Regions from separate parts of the Homo sapiens genome. Here region 2 is linked to region 1. The links are chromatin loops, found by intact Hi-C in ENCODE. Cell type or tissue: Caco-2. All regions are shown on one strand. Links, peaks and the distances in the headings refer to the core of each region. The heading gives the core; the rest is flanking DNA.

Region 1 (10,793 bases), core at 2,546-6,545:
GACGCTCTGGGCTGTATGTCACATCCATGGATGAATGCAGTGGTACAATGGAGCAATATTTGGGCCCATCTTTATCACACTCTAAAAGAAGATGTCTAAGTTTGGGCAGGGAGCTTACAACAGGCAGCAGTCTTTGCTGAAGCTCTGCTGAAAGGGAGCCGGGAAATGCAGTGACCTTGTTTTTGATGCTGCGGAGGGTGTTGGCCAGGAACTTCAGCTCCTTCTCTTGCGAGTAGTTGTAAGCCAGCTCAATGTCTGAAAGCACTTTGTCAAACTGGCCAATTTTGATCATGGTATAAAGCCAGCTGAAGTTCATGATGATGCCGTAAAGCAGGTCATCGGTTTTTCCACACCTCGTCAAGTGGTACAACAGCTCAGACATTTTCCGATGATTAACGAAAAAGATGTCAGGTTCCAGGGGATTACACTGGAAAACCCAGGGCTGGTCTGGAGCCTGCCTGTCAAAGGAAGCCTGTTCCATGAAGTGCTTTTCTTCCTCCAGCAAACTTCTGTTCTCCAAGTCAAGGCAGCCATTCAAGTAGGGGTCCTCAAGGCAGAAGGCTTTCCTCCTGCCCCCTGACCAAACCCCCAGAAAATAATCTGCTAAGATGGTGTGCATTTCACGCAGGTCATTGTCATCCTGCAGATATAGCTTCTGGGCTATGAGCTGCAGGTGTCTGTTGGCCCAGACTAGGAGTGTGACATTTTTCACATGTCTTTCTATTAGGTATCCACTGAGACCCTCCTTGAGCCTTGCAATGTACAAGTAAGGTACTCTCAGGGGATTGCTGGGTCTGGTGTTTTCTTTGAGCTCACTCATTACACTGTTGTCTAGGGCTAACACATCCTCCAGTTCCATTTCACTCAGACCCATTTTGGCCATGGTGATGTAACCAAGAGCCCTAGAGACCAGTTTCTGACCACACTTCTTCTCCAAGGACCAGAATAACTGCTCTATACTTTCATGAACGGTGACAGAGAGGGAGGATTCATCGACGTCTTTGTGAGATCTCCAGTGCCTCACCTCCCTGAAGGTCAGGTTCACAAACATTGGCAGTGTGCACTTGGATAATGCATTGTTCACATAAATCTGCTGGCCTGATGTGACCTTCCTTTTGACGCGCAGCAGCTGGTGTTTGAGGACCTGGCTGCACATCTTCCTGTCTCGGGGAATCAGCTCGATGTAGTTGTCTTCTTCATGGATAAGGCACCTTAGTTTCTGCAAGATCCCATGTTTGTTGGGCAGCGTGGAAAGGACTATCCGGACAAAGCGGGGCAGGTGAGCTGGGAGCCACCAAAGCTTCCTGGCATCATCATTCTCTGAGAGCTGCTCTAGTGCATCGAATATTATGACTAGAGGTCTCTGCAGTGAAGACTCATTCAAAAGATTTATAAATAAGTCACAGAGGTCATGGATCTTCTTAGGGTAGCTTTGAACCAGACACCGGTAGTTAACTGCCAATTGTTCACAAACACTTAGAAGGAGAGTCCTAAGGTCAGAGCTCATGTCTGTCGTTCCTAGAAATCTCACGATGACTACTGGGTCAGATTCTGGTCCTGTGTCCTCATGTAGCCAGCCATAAGCCTGAAACACAAAAGTGGAGTTTAGAATGGTAATATGTATTCACATGGTCATATGTGATAACATTGCCTCTCTCCAGAGCTCAGATTTCTGGTCTCCTCTGCTGTGCAGGAAATAGCTTAGGACCAAAAATTGGAAAAACCCTCTGAGAAGGCCAAAGAACTGCCATGAAGCTTGTGTACCAAAATCTACAGGTGAGACCCTCAGGATTACCCCTACTGAGTGTACTAAAGTAGCAATAATAGTATTTTTCACTCATTCGGCAATATTTAGCTTGTATTCCAGAAGATACAAGGTGTTTCATGAATTATAAATACAAATATCTAGTATGGTCAGCTTTGTATCACTGAATGAATACCCATTTCCTGGTGCAGTTGTTGGCACACAGTAGGTCCTTTGTAAGTGTTTAATGAATGGATAAGTAATGATTTACATATTATATTAAGTTAAATATATGCATTAATTGAGAGCATATAATGTCATATATGGCTGACCAAATTTCCAATTAATTAGAAAGCAATAAAAATATTCAGTACTGAAATTACTTTGAATATAATCTTTTATGATTTAGAGATAATTTTATGGTGTTATAGGGTCATAATTTTGATTATTATTTATCTGTTATAAAATCCACAGAATGGTGGTTAAAAGAGCTTTGTTAAACGTTGTGCTTTGTAACAGATAGTTGATTTTATATACATGTAGCCATCAGTCCTCACATTATCTCTCTGAAGGGTAGATGAGATTACAGTGTCATTTAATAGGAGAGGAAACTGAGGCCCAAGCTGGATAAATGACTGCTCAGAGTTAAATGGTCACCAAGAGACAAAGCTGGAGTAGAAGTCATACCTGACTTTTCATTCTTTCATTTCTTAAATACTCTGTGGTGTTAAAGGATAAAATATGTGAGGAGCCCACTAAGTTTAGTCTTTCTGTTTTGAAAGGTCAATATAAGAAGAAATATGCCCAAGGCATAAAATACTCCAATGAGTATTTTTAGGAAAATAAAGTCTTTCAGTTATCCTTGGAATTTACCAAGGATATGCCTGAGATAAGGAAGAGTGATTTTACACATTAGGAGGTAAGTTTGTGAACTTTGCTTCCTCAGGAGAGATAGTTCAGGTTAAGGCATGAATAAAATTAGAAAGATTTATGGAGGTCAGTTTTATAAGGAGCTGTTAAGGAAAATAAACATTTCGTTGCTGTTGTTTAGCCTCAACCTTTGAAGCTGATTTCAAGGAAGATAATCTTGTCATTCAACAACTATCCTTTGGTGGTAAATCTGAAAACACCGGTTTGTTTCTACATTGATTGCTTATGATAACTACAGGCATCCTCCTCCGTCCTCCCAGTCACATGTTGCTGAACATGTGATGTCTGTAGAGAGCAGCCCTACCATCACGAGCTCATGGTCATGGAAATGCTGGGTGACACATGAGATAAAAATGAGATATCTATCTGCATCCTCAAAGGGACATGAGGTCACAGGACGGTACAGGTTGTTGTTGACGGTGAGTCAGACATTCCCCAGGAGAAAGGTAAGTGAAGCGCAGGCAGAGGACCTAAAAAGAGGCACAGTTTCTTGGAGGACCCGACTCCTGGATAGTCAATAGACAGACTCAGGCTATTGGACAAAATATCTAGAAGAGCAAGAGCTCAGAAAGCTGTTCCTTAAACTGACCAACTCTGAACAGTTACCACACTCTGCCTCACTGGGACTGCTTATCTGTGCAGGGAATCAGCACATCCCACATAAGTCTTGACCTCTTGTGCTAGAGCATGTGGAGGTGCATCACATGAACCTTTGACTTAGTCAAATTGAACGATATTTGTTTCCTCCAGCGGCCTGTATGCTCCTTTCCTCCACAAGGAAAAGGGCCCTAGGGTGATTACAAAATGGCATATGTGAATGTTTACTCATTTGGTTTCAGTTCTCAGGTGCCCCTCATGGTGTTACTATCTTGCTTACTTGGAATAATTCTAAAGTTTGAAGATACACATACAAATTCCTGTTCAAAGGCACATAAACATATGCATACACAATTTATGCAATGCAATGTGGACCCTAAATACAAGCCTGCTACTTCATCTGGTGCTTAATTAAAGAAAAAGCTATATCTTCTAACATAAGCAGAAAACCCAGCTGGGCTTGATAGATTAAGAAAAAGCAAATTAGACTTCCTATGGACTTTTCAAAGGTAAATGGAATATACCTGATTTCACCTATGGGCTTACTTTGGAACCTAATCCTCACATACAGTGTAATGCAACTGTCTCTGTTCTTGTCTTCAAGAGGACCAATTTGAGATTATGTAGCACATGACAGGTTATGAGAATATTCGTGAACTTAAAGAAAGTCCTGTTCTTAAGAGAGTCACCATGGGAAGAATAACACAGAGCTTCAGAATTAACACCATAATAAAATAAACCACCACACTTTGACACTAAGGGAAGAGGAGGTTAAAAATAATGGAACTAGTTTCATCCTGTTTAGGCTGAAGAGCCAACTCAGCAGATACCACATTCCAAAGTGAGGTTCCAGACCATCATGCAGGACTTGAAAGGGAGGTTCTGAAAACCAGTTTTGCTACTGTTAACAGATTACCCGCTGCTAGTCTGAAAAAGAAGACTGGAGAGGCAGGGAAAAATGGTGGGGATCAGGGTGCTGCGGGTTGTTTCTCTCACCTCCCCCTCCCTAGAAGGAGGTCAGAGAGATGCCTGTCCTTGACTTCCAGCCAAGAGGAAGGGACTTTAGTGGACCACCTATAGAATGCCCCCTACAGCTTGGGGATACAGGCATCTGGTACCTAGTGACATCTGGAAACCATGAAGGCTGAGTGACTGAGGCTGCCTAGCTGCTGTGATGGAGAAGTGAGACAGAGCTACAGGGCTGGGACTGGCCCAGAGGTCTAGAGTTCCTCAGGGCAAAACAATACCTGAGTGTTTCCCATGTGCTACATGTGGACGGCAGGCTACAGTGAGCTGACAAGGGTTTCTGTTTGCTTTTCGCAGGTCCTGTCTAAGGAGTGTGCTGGGATGTAGACAGGATCTTAGCAGAAAGGTACTGGAAGCACATTGCTGGATGTCTAGGAGCTGAGGAAGTAACCAGCTAGAAAAAAGATGCATTCCCCTGTGTCTAGGCAACTGTAGGTAAGAGATGCTCAGGGAAGATAGGGCAGAGGTACGGGAGGGGAAGGACCTCCAGGAAGCCATGAAAAGGCCTCCAAAGAGATGGGAGGCAGCTTTAAACATGTGCTAAGAACAGAGAGTTCACAGTCCAGTTCAGAACAGCACTGGTTACGTAATAACTTTCTGGCCACCTTACCTTTCCCATATCCCCTAAACTGTGACTTTATAGGAATCATAAATGTCATTGGGATTAGGAAAGGAGAGAAAGAAGTGCCACGTGGAAAAAGAAAGAAGATCCCCATTTCCCACTGTAGGTGCCTTGTTTATGAGAGGCCCCAGATGGGGAAGAAAGGTGTAGACTGATATTTTCATTTTTACCTTAGCCTGGACATACTCATTACTGAACGGAGACTGATTTAGCAGACTGGAGTGACCAGAGGGCTTGTCCTTGTCTGAAAGGAATGAGAACAGTTATTGAGATTGGCCTGGGTTTTCATCCAAATGGGGTGAGGGATGGGAACTAGCCCACAACATGAGTCTGAACAGTGAAAGAAAAAAATAAACTTGCTTTCCAGTTGTACCCCATGAGTTTTGCTCTCTCAATATAACTGTTATACCAGCAAAAAAGAAGCACTGCAGTATTCACTCCTAAAAGACCAACTATAATTCACATAGTAAACTCAGAAAGTAGAAATGAATTTGATTAATTTACCATTTTCCAAAAGTACAAGTTTTTACAAATATACACGGGAAAGAATAGGCTTTTACCTTCTTTGCTACTTCAGCTAGCAGAAGGGTCTTCCCAGTGCATGGCCCACCATATATAATAAGAGGGTTGATGTGTCCAGCTTTGCTTGGAAGAATGTAGTTATGCACTATGTTTAGAGATTCACATTTGTACTCATAGAAGGAGGCGTATGTTTTACATAATGATGAATGTTGAAGGATTTCATCATAGAGTGTATCAGTTTCAGTGTCAAAATTCTGTTGTATCGTTGCCTGAATTATATCAATCATGTCCTCATAAAATTGTTTACCAAGTCCTTCGATGTAATGATTTTCTATTTCTTGGGAGTAGCCTAGTTTCATGTCACAATGAGTAACAGATGTGTACACTCTCAGATTAGATGATGCAACAATAGTAGGAATAAATTCATCCCTGAGTTTTATCAGCTTCTCTTGGGCTTCTGGGTCCCGAATAATCCTCGGTTCTGTTCCAGTTATATCCATGTATTTTCCCATCTCTGGGATTTTCACAAAGCGCTCAATGTTAGCAATTTTCCTAATGTAGCAAACACACTTCTTTAGAAATGCTGGAGTTTGTTTTCCCAGAGCAAAGTCAAACTCATCCTCTATAGCTGAAAGAAAATATAAGAAGGAGTTTATTGCTTAGAACAAAGGAGCAACACACCCACATTCTCAATAGTCAACACTTAGTCATTAGTGGTAAATTATTTTGCTTATGGTTTGTAGCGAAGTAATCTTTAGAATAATTTCTTGATTTCCTATTTGTCTTTTCCTAATCAGCCAGCAACCCGGGAGAACAGGTTTTACATAAAATTATCTAATTTTCTCCCCAAGTTTAGGAAGAGGTTGGACATAAGCATAATAAAGAAAGCATATCAAAGTTATAGTGGATATTTCTAATATCTACTATTTCTAATTGCTGCTCAGTTTTCCTCTCAGACTTCAGAGGTTCTAAGAGGGAACAGCAGGGACCCATCTGGGCCAGGAAAGAAAGAGGAGGAGGCTGAAGGATGTAACTAGTTAACCGTTTCTTGTCAGTCTTTCCTTAACAAAGTGACCTCACCATTTTGTTTGAGGTATATTGAGTCCTAGTCAGATATGATCAAATATCAATATAAAAGCAAATTTTTTTTTCTTTTTTTTTTTTTGTTTAGACGGAGTCTCGCTCTGTCGCCCAGGCTGGAGTGCAGTGGCGCAATCTCGGCTCACTGCAAGCTCCGCCTCCTGGGTTCACACCATTCTCCTGCCTCAGCCTCCCAAGTAGCTGGGACTACAGGCACCCGCCACCATGCCCGGCTAATTTTTTGTATTTTTAGTAGAGATGGGGTTTCACCGTGTTAGCCAGGATGGTCTCTTTCTCCTGACCTTGTGATCCACCTGCCTCAGCCTCCCAAAGTGCTGGGATTACAGGTGTGAGCCACCACGCCCAGCCCAAAAGCACATTTTAAGGCAAAATATAATTATATTCTGATGACTGATCAATCTGGGTGATCTATGTCACTGTTATAATATCCATCAGAACAAGTACAGAAAAAGTGACTTAGTATATAACTTCATTTCTTCTAACATATACCGTATTATGGCTTACAATACATATGCTTGCACACAAGTACATATATATTATAAATAATTTGTGTCCCCATAAGAAAATTTTAAACTGGGTCAGTAGTAATGAAAACATCATTGTGCAGGGAAAAATTAAAAATATGTAAAATAAGCTAATGGAAATGAATGACAAAGCAAGTATTCTTAAAATTGGCTGCTCTTCCTTTCTTCCTCCTTCACCATCCCTTTCCTTCATGTAATTGCTCTTCATTGAACACCTTTTATATTCCAGGCACGATGACAGCCGCTTAGGATACAATGGTGAGAGAAAACAGAACATTGAGAAAAATAATCCATTATGGAGCCCTATAAACTGAATGTTTGTGTCTCCCAGAAATTTATATGTTGAAACCTGATTAGGTTTCAGTGTGATAGTGTTAGGAGGTGGGGCGTTTGGGTAATTAGTTCATGAGGGCAGAGCCTTTATGAATGAAAGTCGTGTTCATATAAAAGAGATCTCAGAGAGTTCCCTTGCCCTCCTGCCCTGTGAGGACACAGCAAGAAGACAGCCATCTGTGAGCGGGAAGTTGGCCCTCATCAGCCACAGAATCTGCAGGTGCTTTGATCTCAGATTGTGAATTTCTGTCAGGGAGGCTCTGAATACACAGGGCTGGTCTGGCCATAAATTGAAAAAAATTACATGCTGGTCATAACTCCAATGTCAAGCAAAATCTAGAATATATATACATATATTCTGTAATGTAACTATTAAGAAGGGTGAGAATTTTATTTAAAAATGGTTCCTTTCGGTGGAACTCTTGTGATAATATTTTTTCAGTAATGAGAGCCTTTCAATGGAAATTTTCAACCTAAATGAAAAAGATATTTTCATAGCTACCAGTGCCTAGTAAGCTGTGTCATGAGCATCAGTACATTTTACAAATGGTTTTAATTGAGCAAGCTGGTTAAGGAAGCCAGTTAAAGGAGCTTATAAACATATGTCTACTATTCTTTTTAAGGAAGAGTAAGAACTTGTTATAATGTAGATAAGGGAAGATGCCAGAAATCTGGACATCATGAGCTACTACAGAAAGCAGCCTTGGACCCATCTCTTTTCTAGTCATCTGTGTAAAATGCTAGCAGGTTGGATTAACAGCTTGCTACATTCTGAGAGCATCATGAAGAGAAAGGAAGCGGTCAAACTGTAGTATCTATATATAATGCATTATAATCAGAGATATGCTCTGCCACCTTTGACTCCCAGAAAGCAATTCAACTATAACTTGACATTGTTATCACATTTATGAAAAGGATGTATCAAGCAGAAGTGTTGATCACAAATGGAGCAAAAAAAGAAATACAGATAAACTAATTTGGCAGAGCCCATCTAAGCTTGGCTCAGGGGGGATAAATGCTGTACACAGAATGCCTGGTATGGTATAGACTTAAATATACCTAAATAAATGAGAGCTATGATACAAAGGCAACTCTACAGAGTTATTTTTAGAGGCGAAGTGCATGCTTATGATTTTATGGGAATTTTATTCACAGTTTCTGATGCCTATCTATAAATATTATAAATTTTAGAATTTTAGGGCATTATTAGAATATTATATTTATTTTCTGTTTTTGCATGTTCCTTAATGTCCTGAAATTTAACCAGTGAGAGCATCCACTGAAGGTAATGGTGGAAATAGGTTTCCAGTCCTGGTAACTATTATCCATGAGAAATTAATTTCTTTACGATTCCCAAGGCCACTGAGTTTTGATGTTCTCAGAAGGGCACCATTTTAGAGTCTAATTTATTTCTCGTCCTCTCCTGTTGTTTAAAAAGGTGAAACTAGAAGTGTGAAAAATTACATTCAAACATAAACAATACACCTTTAACAGGTTCTATCCAGTATTCTTATTTCAAGATTTCTAAAAATATAATATATACTATATCCATTTGAAAGAGTTGGCACGTCAGCAATTTTGATTGTGCAGACATGATCTTAAAAGGAGTTTGAACGTAAAATAAGTAAAATTGTCATGAGCATGTATATCTTCAGGAGATATAACCCCAAGCAGAAAACACTCCACTTGTAGTGGCTCACATGAAATTTCTCATCTTCACATGGCTATCTATGTGGACACAGTTCTTCACTGTGTGGGGAAAGCTAGGACAAGTGTTTGCCAGGGAAATAACCAAACACTGGAGCTGTGCGATTGTAAATAAGAGGATGACTTCCCCAGACTGGTGTTTTTTACATAAATAATAGGAAAGCTTCACTCCAGGTACTTTTTTCTAAGACAGCTCTTGAAGGAACAGGGTTGTTCTGTCTTTGATAAAGGTGAAGAGCCTGAGCCTCAAAGGTGGATCTAAAGGTTCCAAAGGAACAAGGATATACCCTGATCTATATATTTAAATACAGTACTTATTCCTGACGATTGTGGTATTTTCAGGAAGACTTTAAATAAGACCTAATTTTTAAAAACAGCTTCCTTCTGGAATTTGTCAAAATGGTTTGTAACTTCTCTGAGCTTCACCCACATGGATCCAGTGAGAATGATTACCAAGTGCCTTTTAGGTTTTCACGAATGCTTTGCCGCACCATTTCAAAACCAATCTGAAAACGCAGCTATTATAGTTTTTCCCTTTATAAATTTTTACTATCAACTTTCAAAATAAATGCTACACATCTGACTACTTTTACTAGTTGTGTTTGTTCCCTGGAAACTATGACTGACATATTCCTTCAGTTCTGTAATTTCCTGAGCAACTTCTAATGATAAAGCTTCCTTTCCATGGCTGAGAAAGGCCAACAGGTGAGCCTCTGTACGCAGAATGCTTGGTATGGTATAGACTGAAGTATACCTGAATAACTGGGTGGGTTTTTATTTTAATGTTAAATTTGAGCCTACCAAATAGCTGGAGAGGTTTTTATTTTAATGCTAAATTAGATCCTACCAAATCCCTTGTGCCACACCCTCTGATGGCTTCCCATCTCGCCCAGAATAAAACACAAGCTTCCTATTATGGCCTGTGCCCAACTTCTATCCTCATCTCTCCCTCTCTGTAAAAGTTAAAAAAAAAAAAGAAAAAAAAAAAGTAAAGCTATCTTTTATTTTTCCTGCTCCTGGAATTAGCTAAGCACGTTCCTGTCTCAGAGATCTTAAATCTGTTGCTCCCTCTGCTGGGAATTCTCTACCTTAGATGCATATGGCACTGTCAGTTCTGATTTTCTTCCGTAATTCAGGTCCAAAGTCCTCTCCTTTTTGCCCACCTCATCTAAATCTGGATCCCCACATCCTTTATCAGTCACTATTATCCTATGACTGTGCTTTATTTTACTCATAATACTTATCAATCACTTTTGATACGATCTTGTTCATTTATTTGATTACTTGGCTATCATTTATGAATATATATTTTATGAATATTTTTCCTCCCTCTAAAAAAATAAGTTGCAGGAGGCCTGAGACCTTGTGTTTTTACTCAGTGTTGTCTCCCCAGTGCTTGGCACGTAGGAACTCAATAGATCCATTAATATTTGCTGGATAAGCGGGTAAGTGATGAATGAACAGCTCAACTGAGAAATCATGGCAGAATATGGTCAATTATATCCGGGGCCACCTCTGGCTTCTTTTAAAATCACATTTTCTAGAGAAGCCTTAGAGTTAAGGGAAGGCTTTTCTATAATTAAAACAAAAGAACATTTGCTTCTCCAGAACATGGGAACATTTAGAAAAATTAAATTTCACCAGGCAGTAAATGAGATTAAATTTGCAGGGCATTAAAGGGAAGCAG
Region 2 (10,793 bases), core at 2,358-6,357, 51 kb before region 1:
GGGATTGCTGGGTCAAATGCTATTTCTGGTTCTAGATCCTTGAGGAATCTCCATACTGTCTTCTACAATGGCTGAACTAATTTACACTCCCACCAACAGTGTAAAAGTGTTCCTATTTCTCCACATCCTCTCCAGCTTCTGTTATTTCCTGACTTTTTAAGAATGATCGCCATTCTAACTGGCGTGAGATGGTATCTCATTGTGATTTTGATTTGCATTTCTCTAATGACCAGTGACGATGAGCTTTTTTTCATATGTTTGTTGGCCGCATGAATGTTCTCTTTTGAGAAGTGTCTGTTCATATCCTTTGCCCACTTTTTGATGGGGTTTTTTTTTTCTTGTAAATTTGTTTAAGCTCTCTATAGATTCTGGATATTAGCCCTTTGTCAGATCGATAGATTGCAAAAATTTTCTCCCATTCTGTAGGTTGCTGAACAGACACTTTTCAAAGAAGACATATGTTCACCCAACAAACATATGAAAAAAAGCCCAATATTACTGATCATTAAAGAAATGCAAATCAAAACCATAATGAGATACCATCTTGCACCAGTCAGAATGGCTATTATTAAAAGTCAAAAAAATGACAGGTGCTGGTGAGGTTGCGGAGAAAAGCGAAGGCTTATACACTGTTGATAGGAGTGTAAATTAGTTCAGCCATTGTGGAAAACAGTGTGGCAATTCCTCAAAGACCTAAAAACAGAACTACCAATCGACCCAGGAGTCCCATTACTGGGTATATACCCAAAGGAATATAAATCGTTCTATCATAAAGACATATGCACACATATGTTCACTGCAGCACTGTTCATAATAGCAAAGACATGGAATCAACCTAAATGCCCATCAGTGGCAGACTGGATAAAGAAAATTGGTACATATACACTATGGAATATTATGCAAGTGTAAAAAGGAACAATATCATGTCCTTTGAAGGATCATGGAGCTGGAGGGCATCACCCTTAGCAAACTAACACAGGAACAGAAAACCAAATATTGCATGTTATCACTTATAAGTGGGAGCTAAATGATGAGAATGCATGGATACATAGAGAGCAAAAACAGACATGGAGGACTACTGGAGGGTGCAGGGTAGAAGGGAGGATCAGGAAAAATAACTAATGGGTACCAGGCTTAATATCTGGGTGACAAAATAATCTGTACAACAAACCCCCATGACACCACTTTACCTGCATATAACAAACCTCTACATGTACTTAAAATAAAAGTTAAACAAACAAACCTAAAAATAGAGCTACCGTGCAATCCAGCAATCCCACTGCTAGTTATATACCCCAAAGAAAGGAAATTAGGATATCAAAGAGATACCTAATTTCCCATGTTTATTGCAGCACTATTCACAACAGCTATGATTTGGAAGCGACCTAAGTTTCCATCAACAGATGAATGGATAAAGAAAATGTGGTACATAAACATAACAAAATACTATTCAGCCATAAAAGAATGAGATCCTGTCATTTGCAACAACAGGGATGGAACTGGAGATCATTATTTTAAGTGAAATAAGCCACGCACAGAAAGACAAACTTCACATGTCGTCACCTATTTGTGGGAGCTAAAAATCTAAACTACTCATGGACACAGAGAGTAGAAGGATGGTTACCAGAGGCTGAGAAGGGTAGTGGGGCCATGGAGGATGGGGAGGTGGGGGTGAGAATGGTTAATGGGTATGAAAAAATCATTAAAAAGAACAAATAAGACCTAGTATTCACTTTCCTGATATTATTGGCAGTTTCAAGAACAGTTTCTTTCATCTGTAAAAGTTCCTAAGCCATTTTATAAATGAAATATAGTCTCCTATTTAATCATTCATGCCATGATATCTGCTTCTCAGTGGAGTGGCAGGGAAAGGGGAGAGGGTTACAAATCCTCTATCACCTGCTGTGACTCCATGGATAAAGCAGATACCAATAAATGTTTGTGGAGTAAGCCTAACGTGATCATAAAACTAATACGTCATGAAGTGGGAATTAAGAAAAATTTGTGTTCACAAATGAATTAGCTTTTTATGATAATTTTAAAAAATATTATTAAATACTGTAATTCACCATGAATTAGAACAGATAATTACATGTTGTTGGACCTCTGTGTAGATATGTTGGTAAATACTGTCTCTATTTAAATGTGTCTTGGTGAAACACCAGGTAAAGACAGTGGATTGAACAGACTCAGCAAGTTTGGCCTCTTCCTGAATCTTATTAAAAGCAGAATAATTACAGATTTAAGGTATATACATACATACATCTACATATATACACATAAATACATATATACATATATAGACGCATATACATATATATATCTATACACATATACATACATACACACATACACACACACATATCAATAACTAGGAGAGATGACAGTAACAGCATTTTGGAAGCTAGGAAGTAGGCAGATGAGTGGTCACTCAGTGGACCTGAGAAAGCTGAACCAGGGCTGGCAGTGGCACCAATTTACAGCAGAGGGTCTTCAAAAGGCACTAGGATCGGTGGCAGCAGCAGGTACCTCAGGCAGAGTAGGAGGCTGAGGCCAAAATGAGGAGTGGCTGAACTGTGTTTAAGAAGCAGCTGACATGCTTAGTCTTCCCTTACTGCAGTCACCTGGGCAAGTACACCTGCTCTACCTCAGCAGAAGTCTGGAAGTTTATCCTTTGGTGAGGGCCAAACCAGAAGGTTTCTGAATTGGGAGATGTACCAGGCATATCCAACGTGGGATACTATGTAAGATAGGAGGATTAAGTAAATATGCCCGAAGCATAGGGAGATTACCCAAGTCTCCTTTTCACCTTCATCCTTCACCTCCTGGCAGCAAGGTCCATACCTTCCAGGCAAGTGTTTGGAAGAGCTTTGTTACAGGATCCAACCAACTATGCAGAAGTACCTGAAGACACTGACATTGGAAGCTCCCTAACAACTGGCTCAGCCAGATCATTCCAGTGAGAATCACCATCAGTGAGGCTGAGCACCTCCTCAGACCAGATGCCATGCTCCTGTCTCAGAAGATGTTCAGAATTTCAGTTTTAGTCCCTTGCTCTTATATATGAGCAGAACGCCAATGACTATCAGGTAGCCGGGGAAAGCCAAAAACAATCTGGAGGGACCAGAAACTATGGAGGTAAAAGAAAAATTTAAAGATGATTGTTAAAAAATTCAGTGGTGGCGCACACCTGTAATCCCAGCTACTTGGGAGGCTGAGGTAGGAGAATCACTTGAACCTGGGAGGCGGAGGTTGCAGTGAACCAAGATCACGCCACTGCACTCCAGCCTGGTAGAAAGAGCAAGACTCCACCTAAAGAAAAAAAAAAGAAAAAATAATTCACAAAGATAAAAATATAGACCTGTGTCCATATTTGCTTAATGAAGCAAGAAAATAATGCTTCTACAAAAAGGCCATTCAGAGAATAAAAAAGGACCTCTTAGAAAGGAAAAACATGATAGCATTATATAAAAACCTCCATCAAAGGAATGTAAATTAAAATAAAGAAATTAGAGTGAAAAAACAAATAAATGGATAAGAGGACAGATAAAGGCAGATAATCCAATAATTCTAGAAGATCTAGAAAGTGAAATAAAACAAAATAAAAACCCACAGAAGAAAACATCAAGAAAATAATTCAAGAAAATTCCCCCAAACTGGAGGGTAGATTTTCTAGATTCAAAGGACCACTGAGTGCCCAGTAGATGGAAATAAACTCACACCAAGGGATATCATTGTGAAATTTTACAACATAGGATAAGATACCTGATAAGAATTGATAAGGTACCTGGTAGGAAACTGCTGGACTCACTGAACATCTTGAAAGAATATTAACAATTGGCAAATATTATTAATGAAAGCTAAGTACGTTAAAAAAATGCACAAGAAAAACAGATAAAACCATACAAACAAGTAAAAAAACTAACTCCAGGGATATTGTGTTCCCACAAAAATATAGTTGAGCATATGCCCCATTTCTGAATATCACATATAGTCATAATAATGTGAATAATGTAAATTGAATATTTTTCTAATTGAAATCGAGATATAATTATATCATGAGGATGGGAATTAACTGCCTGTGGTGTGGACAGAGAGAATAAAGAGCTAAGCCATCATCTTCCATAGCGGAAAGTCAATGTACAATATCCCAAGTAAAAAAATCAGGAGGAACACTTGACATTAAGGTGTCAGGAAGTAAATACCAGGCAAAGAGTGGAAAGTGGTTTGAGGAAGGTGGATTGGAAGTAGGCTGGCTGGCTGAGGACTGCTCTTTTCCTTAAGGAACCTTATGAAATCTGCAGGCTCTTTATATTCTAGTATATAACTTTGATAAAATTTAAAAAATGATTTAAAGTGTAATAGTATAAATAGAGCTAAAAAGTAAAGACTTTATCAAAATAGAATCTATGTGATTTTGGTAAACAATTTTGGGGGTACTCCCTTTCCCTTTTGATAAATAGAATTGTACTAATTTCTAATGTCCCTTGAACTCTACATTTGTTTATTGTATTTCTTTGTACATGTGTCTGTACTTTTGAACACAAACACACAGAAATCTGGTAACTGGGAGTAGAGTCCCCTGATTATTTTGATCATTAAAATTTGGTATGTATTATACACACACATGCAAAAACACAATCTGATCCCATCAAATGAAGGTGGCAAAGCCATCTTCTGATTTTTAGAGAAACAAAGGAGGCTGCATTTCTATCTTCCTCTGTCCAGGTGAGAGGAGAAGCCGGGAGAGACCAAAGTACCCTTCTGTTTAGACTCTTGTGTGTGACGTATGGTGATGCTGACCTAAAAGTTAATATTTACCTGTCTCCATGAGTTAAGCTCTGCTTGAGAACCTGGCAGGGGACAAAGAAAGGAAACTACTACAAACGCGGGTAGACGTTTGCATTAAAGTCAACGCTCTTCTTGGTAGCATTGGCCAAGTCACTCCTACACGTTTCTAGTACATGAAAAGGAAGAACATGAGTCTAGTCTTTTAAAAATACCAATATGAAAGTAGGGGAAGGGGTCTCTACATTTAAGAGAAAAATGCCGGGTTGATTAAGATTGCTGGGTTCAAACCTCCTGTTACTAACTTTACGACTTTGTGTAAGTCAGTTAATCTATTCCTATGGTTCCTCACCCATAAATTGGGGGATATTAATACCTATTCCATATGGTTGTTATGAGAATTATGCATTAACATACAGGAGAGCAATGAAAACTGAGTATACAGTGCTGAAAATTGAGTTTCAATTACCTTCTCTAAAAATAGATACAAAGAATATAATTTGATTCACAAGAATCTTAGATTGATTCATGACACTCTTTTTTTCTATCCTCTTTCTTTTCTTTTTTTTTAAGTTATGTAATCTAGTGTTAAGAATGATAGGAGATCTAAGAGGAGACAATTTCTCATGACAAATTTGGTTCAGTCAATCTCAGAAGGTCAAAGAACATATTATGCGTTGGCTACAGCAATCCCATTTAGGACAATCTCAGGTTACATTCATTTGCACTAACATTTTGGATCTGACACTAAAGCTTTCCTTTGCTTGCCAGATTTATCTGTGCTGGAAAAACCCTGCTAGTGTCAAGTCAAGGAGTCTAATCATTGGTTTAGGGAAACTTATTTATTTTTTGTCATCCCAGGTCTTCAACAACAACTGGCACACAGAGAAGGTGCTCAATAAATACTTTTTGCATTAAAGACAGAAAAATACATTGGTGTGCTCCTTACATAAGTTGCAGAACCATACCTCAGAGTCACCCACAATTCTCTCACCCAAAAATGTAACCTTATTTTTCTAATTTTTGTGTTTATGCTAAAACTTTTATAATTAAATGACTATATGAAGTGGAATGTTATATTATTGTATGTGTAATTCACATTTGAAAAATTAATTAAGAAGACTATCATCCTAGGAATGTGCTATTTTAGGGTGGTAAGCTATCTATGGCTAAAATCTCCCCAAAAGCTAGGGCAAAAAAACAGAGACATAACAATGATATAGAGCAAATCTTTCTCTCCTTCCCCCAAAATGAGACCATAGCATACATAAGAATTTAGTGTATGAAAAATTATAGAATTTCTTATACATGACTTTTATTTCCTTGTAGTAAGAGCACTTAACAGGAGATCTACATTCTTAAATTTTAAGTGCACAATACAGTATTGTTAACTACAGACATCATATTATACAGCAGATTTCTAGAACTTATTCATCTTGCATAATTGAAACTTTATACCCATTGAACAGCAATCCCCATTTCCTTCTTCCCCTAAGCCCCGGCAATCTTCCAGGACCTCTGCGTATACCAAAATCCATGCATACTCAATTATCACAGGTGGCCTGAGGAACCACTTAGGAAACCGCTTAGGAGAAGCTGGCCTTTGGTATATACGTGGGTTTCACATCCTAGTAACACTGTGTTTTTTAAATGGGTTTGGTTGAAAAAAACCCACTTATAAGTGGACCCATGCATTTGAACCTGTGTTGTTCAAGGGTCAACTGGAGGACTAAGGGAGGTTTACACTGGAAGAGTCAAGTTGTTAGGTTATGTTGATAGGAGATGGAAGAAAAGGTAGAGGTTAAAGACGGAGGAAAGCGGGGAGATAATCACTTGAAGAAGGTCTATCAGCAGGCCAGAGGTGATGGAACAGGATTTGTGAGCATGGGAGGGGAGATAGGTGAGGAATAAGGTAGACTGATGCTGGTATCTTCATCCAGATTTCCCAGGTGCTCTGGCAGGAGAGTTCCCACACTGACTTAGATTCAGACAGTAGAATGCAAGAAGAGAAAGGTAGAAGGAAGTAAGGCAGAGGTTATACTCTGGCTACTTCTGCTGCTTCTGTTGGCAAGCCTATGTAGACCCACAGGTTTTTGTTAGCAGTGTTCCAATATCCAAGTGCTTTGTGGATGTCAAGAGGCAGAATGCAGGCCGTTTGGGTTTTTTTGTTGTTGTTGCCTACATGGATTTATCACATGGCATGACTGTGGGGCCACCAGCTATCATGTGACAAGCTCGAGTTGCCTACAATGTTCCAAATCTTGATTCTCCCACTAATTCATATGCCAATGTGTCTTAATACACTGGTTTGAAACTAGTCTTTTAGGAAATACACTGCCTTTAAGCATATGGAAAATAAATACATTTTGGACCTAAAAATTAACTATTATTGTCTTATTTTACTATTGCTGTGTGAAAAAAATATTCTGGACTTGAAAGGATTTGGAAATTGCTCTTCCAAGAAAATTTAAGCCCAACAGGGCCTGGATGTGAAGGCTATGGAACAACTCTATGACCTAGCAATTTTCCACTCCTAGATATTTACACAAAAGTGCACATAAAGACTGGTACAGGAGTCTTGATATTAGCTTTATTCATAATAGCCCCAAACTGAAATAATCCAAATGTCCAACAATAGTAAAAAACACTGTGGTGTAGTCATACAATGAAATACTACTAAGCAATAAAAAAGAATGAGCAATAAAATATTATACTACTGAGCAATAAAAAAGAAAAAGAAACATGCAACATCAACAAAACACAAAACCAGGCTGAGTAAAAGAAGCCTTACACAAAGGAGGACATATGTATATATGTAATCATACAAATGTGTGATATAAATGTATGATTCATGAATATGAAGTTTTGAACAGGCTAAATTAATCTGTGGTGATTTTTAAAAATTAGAACAGTCATTGACTCCATGGGGCTGGGGACAAGGATTGATTGGAAACAGCAAGAGGGTTTTCCTGGGTAATGATAATGTTTTCTATATATCTTGATGGAAATTTGAGTTATACAGTTAAAACTCCCAAATAATACACTTAAATTTGTATATTTCACTGTATGTAAATTATACCAGGGTAGGATGAAGAAGGGAAAGAAGATAACCATAAAAAAAACTTACAGTTAATGCAATGCATATTGAAGTGCTGGGGTGAAATGAACTGATGTTTGCAACTTGCTCTGAAATACAGTTAAATAAAAAGATACATTACTTGATAGAGGGATGGTTAGATGGTTACATATGTGATCAGGCAAATATGAAAAATTTTAGTTGTAGATTTCAGGTGGTGAGTGTAGTTCATGTACAATTCTTTCAACTTTTCTGTAGCTTGAAAATGTTCATACAGAAAATAAGAGAGTGTGTGGGGGTCAATCTCTTTTTGCCTTTTTGAAATATTTCCTTAACCTTTGGGCAAAGAAACCTACTTCAAAACAAGCAAAGCATTTCATGTGGTTCTTGGCCCATTTTAATAAATGTATCTTAAGATGTCACTCGTACCATCTCCACCCCAGTAATAACCACCATCAATCACTCCCAGTGTAGACATCACCATTTCTGGATCACAGTGGTGATTACTTTATACATGCTATCTCTGTGTAGAGAAATTAGTAGCTTTCCTTATGGTTTAACAAAAAGCTCTAGGCTGAGTCACGTTTTCAGAACTTCCAGGCAGCCAGGAACTAGAACAAACAGGTGTCCAAGATGAAGATAATGTCTGTGACAGTAATTTTAGCAGACTGTATCATTCAAATATATTATGAAGGTATGGGACAATGTGCATGTGTGTGCATGTGTATGTTTTGGGGATGGTGAGCTGAAGCAAGAAGAAGGAAAATATATTCCAGAAAGAGGATAAACACTGAAAGTCCCAAAAAGGAACAGTAACTTCAATCTGATTTATATATGGAAAGAAAGCTTATTCCTTCCTCCTTTTTTCTCTTTCTTAAGCTCATGTCTGATGCCATATGATACTATCACTTGGCAAAGGGTTGACAATGGCTGCCCGAGTTTGGCAACGCTGGTTCTTTTGTGCCTTTCTTTTCTCAATAAACCTTTGACAAAGGCTCGGTGCTTGAAAGGTTGGGCTGTTTCTTGTTTGGTCTAAGTGTTTCTTGCTCGGCAGAATGATTAACTGTCTCTGAATGTCAATAAATAAGTGGTTTCAGTGAAGCTTTTTGAAATATATTTCCCTAAAGGGTGCTTGGTGGCAGGCCCAGGATTGACTTGGTTTTGTGTGAAACTAGGAAGTAAACAATGTAATTACCAGGCTGCCTAGTCCCCATGGCTCCTGATACCCACAAAGTCTCACATGTGAGAAGAGATCAGGGAAAAAAAAATCTTCACCTAAGAGTAGGAGTTAGAGGCTTTGAATTTCAGCTTAGATGGATAAAATGACAAGGTGCTAAAGTGGCAGAAGTTGGATTTGAACTAAGATTTCAGGAGCAATGGTATAGACGTGGCAGCACTAGAAAGAACATATGAGTTTAGTAAATATCTACTAGGAAAAAATAAGGCAATAAGTCTACCTTGAACAAAGACATATCCGTCTCAAATTAACTTATTCTGTGCTATGAATAGAGGCGATAATTCAAACCTGATTCATGATACGGTGCTTAACTACTGGCTATGTACAGGGGGAACCTGCCAGAGCTAGACTAGCTGTAATAACCCATGCCTACCAAGTTCAGGGAAATCTGCTCAGTTCCTTCTATTTTCATGGATCCCTGTCCTGCTATTAGGACAGGACAGTGAGCTTGTAGAAAAGCCAGGTCAAACAATATCTTCTTGGGAAGTAGCTGACTGACATGCAAACTAAACATCTTTTGACCATTATGTTAGAATAAGACAGTGGACACATTTCATAAAATGACTCAATTGGTGGTATTCAGGTTCCAAAAAGCAGTATGCAGATTCTGAGGCTTAATAGGATTTAAGAGGAAAAAAAAAAATTCTGGCTCTTCCTGTCTTTGTTTGTGCTGCTACAACAGAATACCTGAGACTGGGTCATTTATAAAGACCAGAGATTTATTTCTTAAAGTTCTGGAGGCTGGGAAGTCAAGGTCAAGGGGCCCCCATCTGATGAGGGCCTTCTTGCTGTGTCATTCCATGGGGGAAGGTGGAAGGGCAAGAGAGCACCTGTGACAGAGAAGGGAAGGGAGCCAAACTCATCCCTTTATCAGAAATCCCAAGATAACGAACCCACTCCCAAGATAATGGCATTAATTCATTCATGAGGGCAGAGCTTTCATGACCTAATGACTTCCTAAAGGCCCCACCTCTCAACACTGTGGCTCTGGGGATTAAGTGTCTAACTCATGAACTTTGGGGGACACATGCAAACCATAGCACCTTCCTTAACATAAACAATACCTGATCAGAAAACAAGCAGGAAGTTTTCATTGGTTTGTTATTCATTTGGGACTTAACTCCAATAAAGATCATGTGATGATATTTAAAAGACTAGCTGAAACTAGAAACATAGGAAACCTGAAGTCAAAGTTCCAATCACTTTGGGGCTAGTGGAGAATACAGAATATAAAATAGCATGCAACATAATAAATAAAATATTCACTTCTTAGATTGAATTTATGAGTTGTGGATATAACACATCCATACTGTTTTGACTCTCTAACCACTTTTCTTAATCTGTTCAGGCTACTTTAACAAAATACCATAAACTGGGTGGCTGATGAACAAGACAAATTTATTCCTCACAGTTATGGAGGTTGGGAAGTCCAAGATCAAAGTATCAGCAGATCTGATGTCTGGTGAGCTCTTACTCTCTGGTTTACAGATGGTGCCTTCTCATTGTGTCCTCACATGGTGGAAGGGGCTAGCTAACTCTCTGAGGTCTCTTTTATGAGGCCATTTTTTCATTGCTATAAAGAAATACTGGAGTCTTGGTAATTTATACAGAAAAGAGATGTAATTAGCTCACAGTTCCGCAGGCTGTTAGAAGCATGGTTCCAGCATCTGCTTCTGGGGAGGGCCTCAGGAA

Evidence for each region. Hi-C counts contacts between places; a loop is a spot of excess contacts. Peaks named below come from ENCODE experiments on the same cell type or tissue, not always from the same donor. Only the 100,000 strongest peaks of a DNase experiment are listed, where the experiment ranks them.
Region 2: a loop joins it to region 1, with 1.9 times the contacts of the local background. A loop is called at or near these places in 1 of 110 quality-filtered maps.

The regions. Positions count from the first base shown.
Region 1 is chr4:37,434,077-37,444,869 of GRCh38, reverse strand. NWD2 (NACHT and WD repeat domain containing 2) reads right to left here. Exons shown (of 7, transcript NM_001144990.2): 6 at 5,480-6,069; 7 at 1-1,585. Among named protein-coding and RNA genes, the nearest start is that of PGCKA1, 14 kb to the left of the region's middle. RefSeq lists an enhancer at 2,498-3,697. In Caco-2, for the core only: no CTCF peak of the experiment used is centred there; DNase peaks (open chromatin) are centred at 3,029, 4,139 and 4,523.
Region 2 is chr4:37,484,582-37,495,374 of GRCh38, reverse strand. All of the region lies in intron 1 of PGCKA1 (PDCD10 and GCKIII kinases associated 1), which reads right to left. Among named protein-coding and RNA genes, the nearest start is that of PGCKA1, 36 kb to the right of the region's middle. In Caco-2, for the core only: no CTCF peak of the experiment used is centred there; a DNase peak (open chromatin) is centred at 4,854; H3K4me3 peaks cover 351 bases.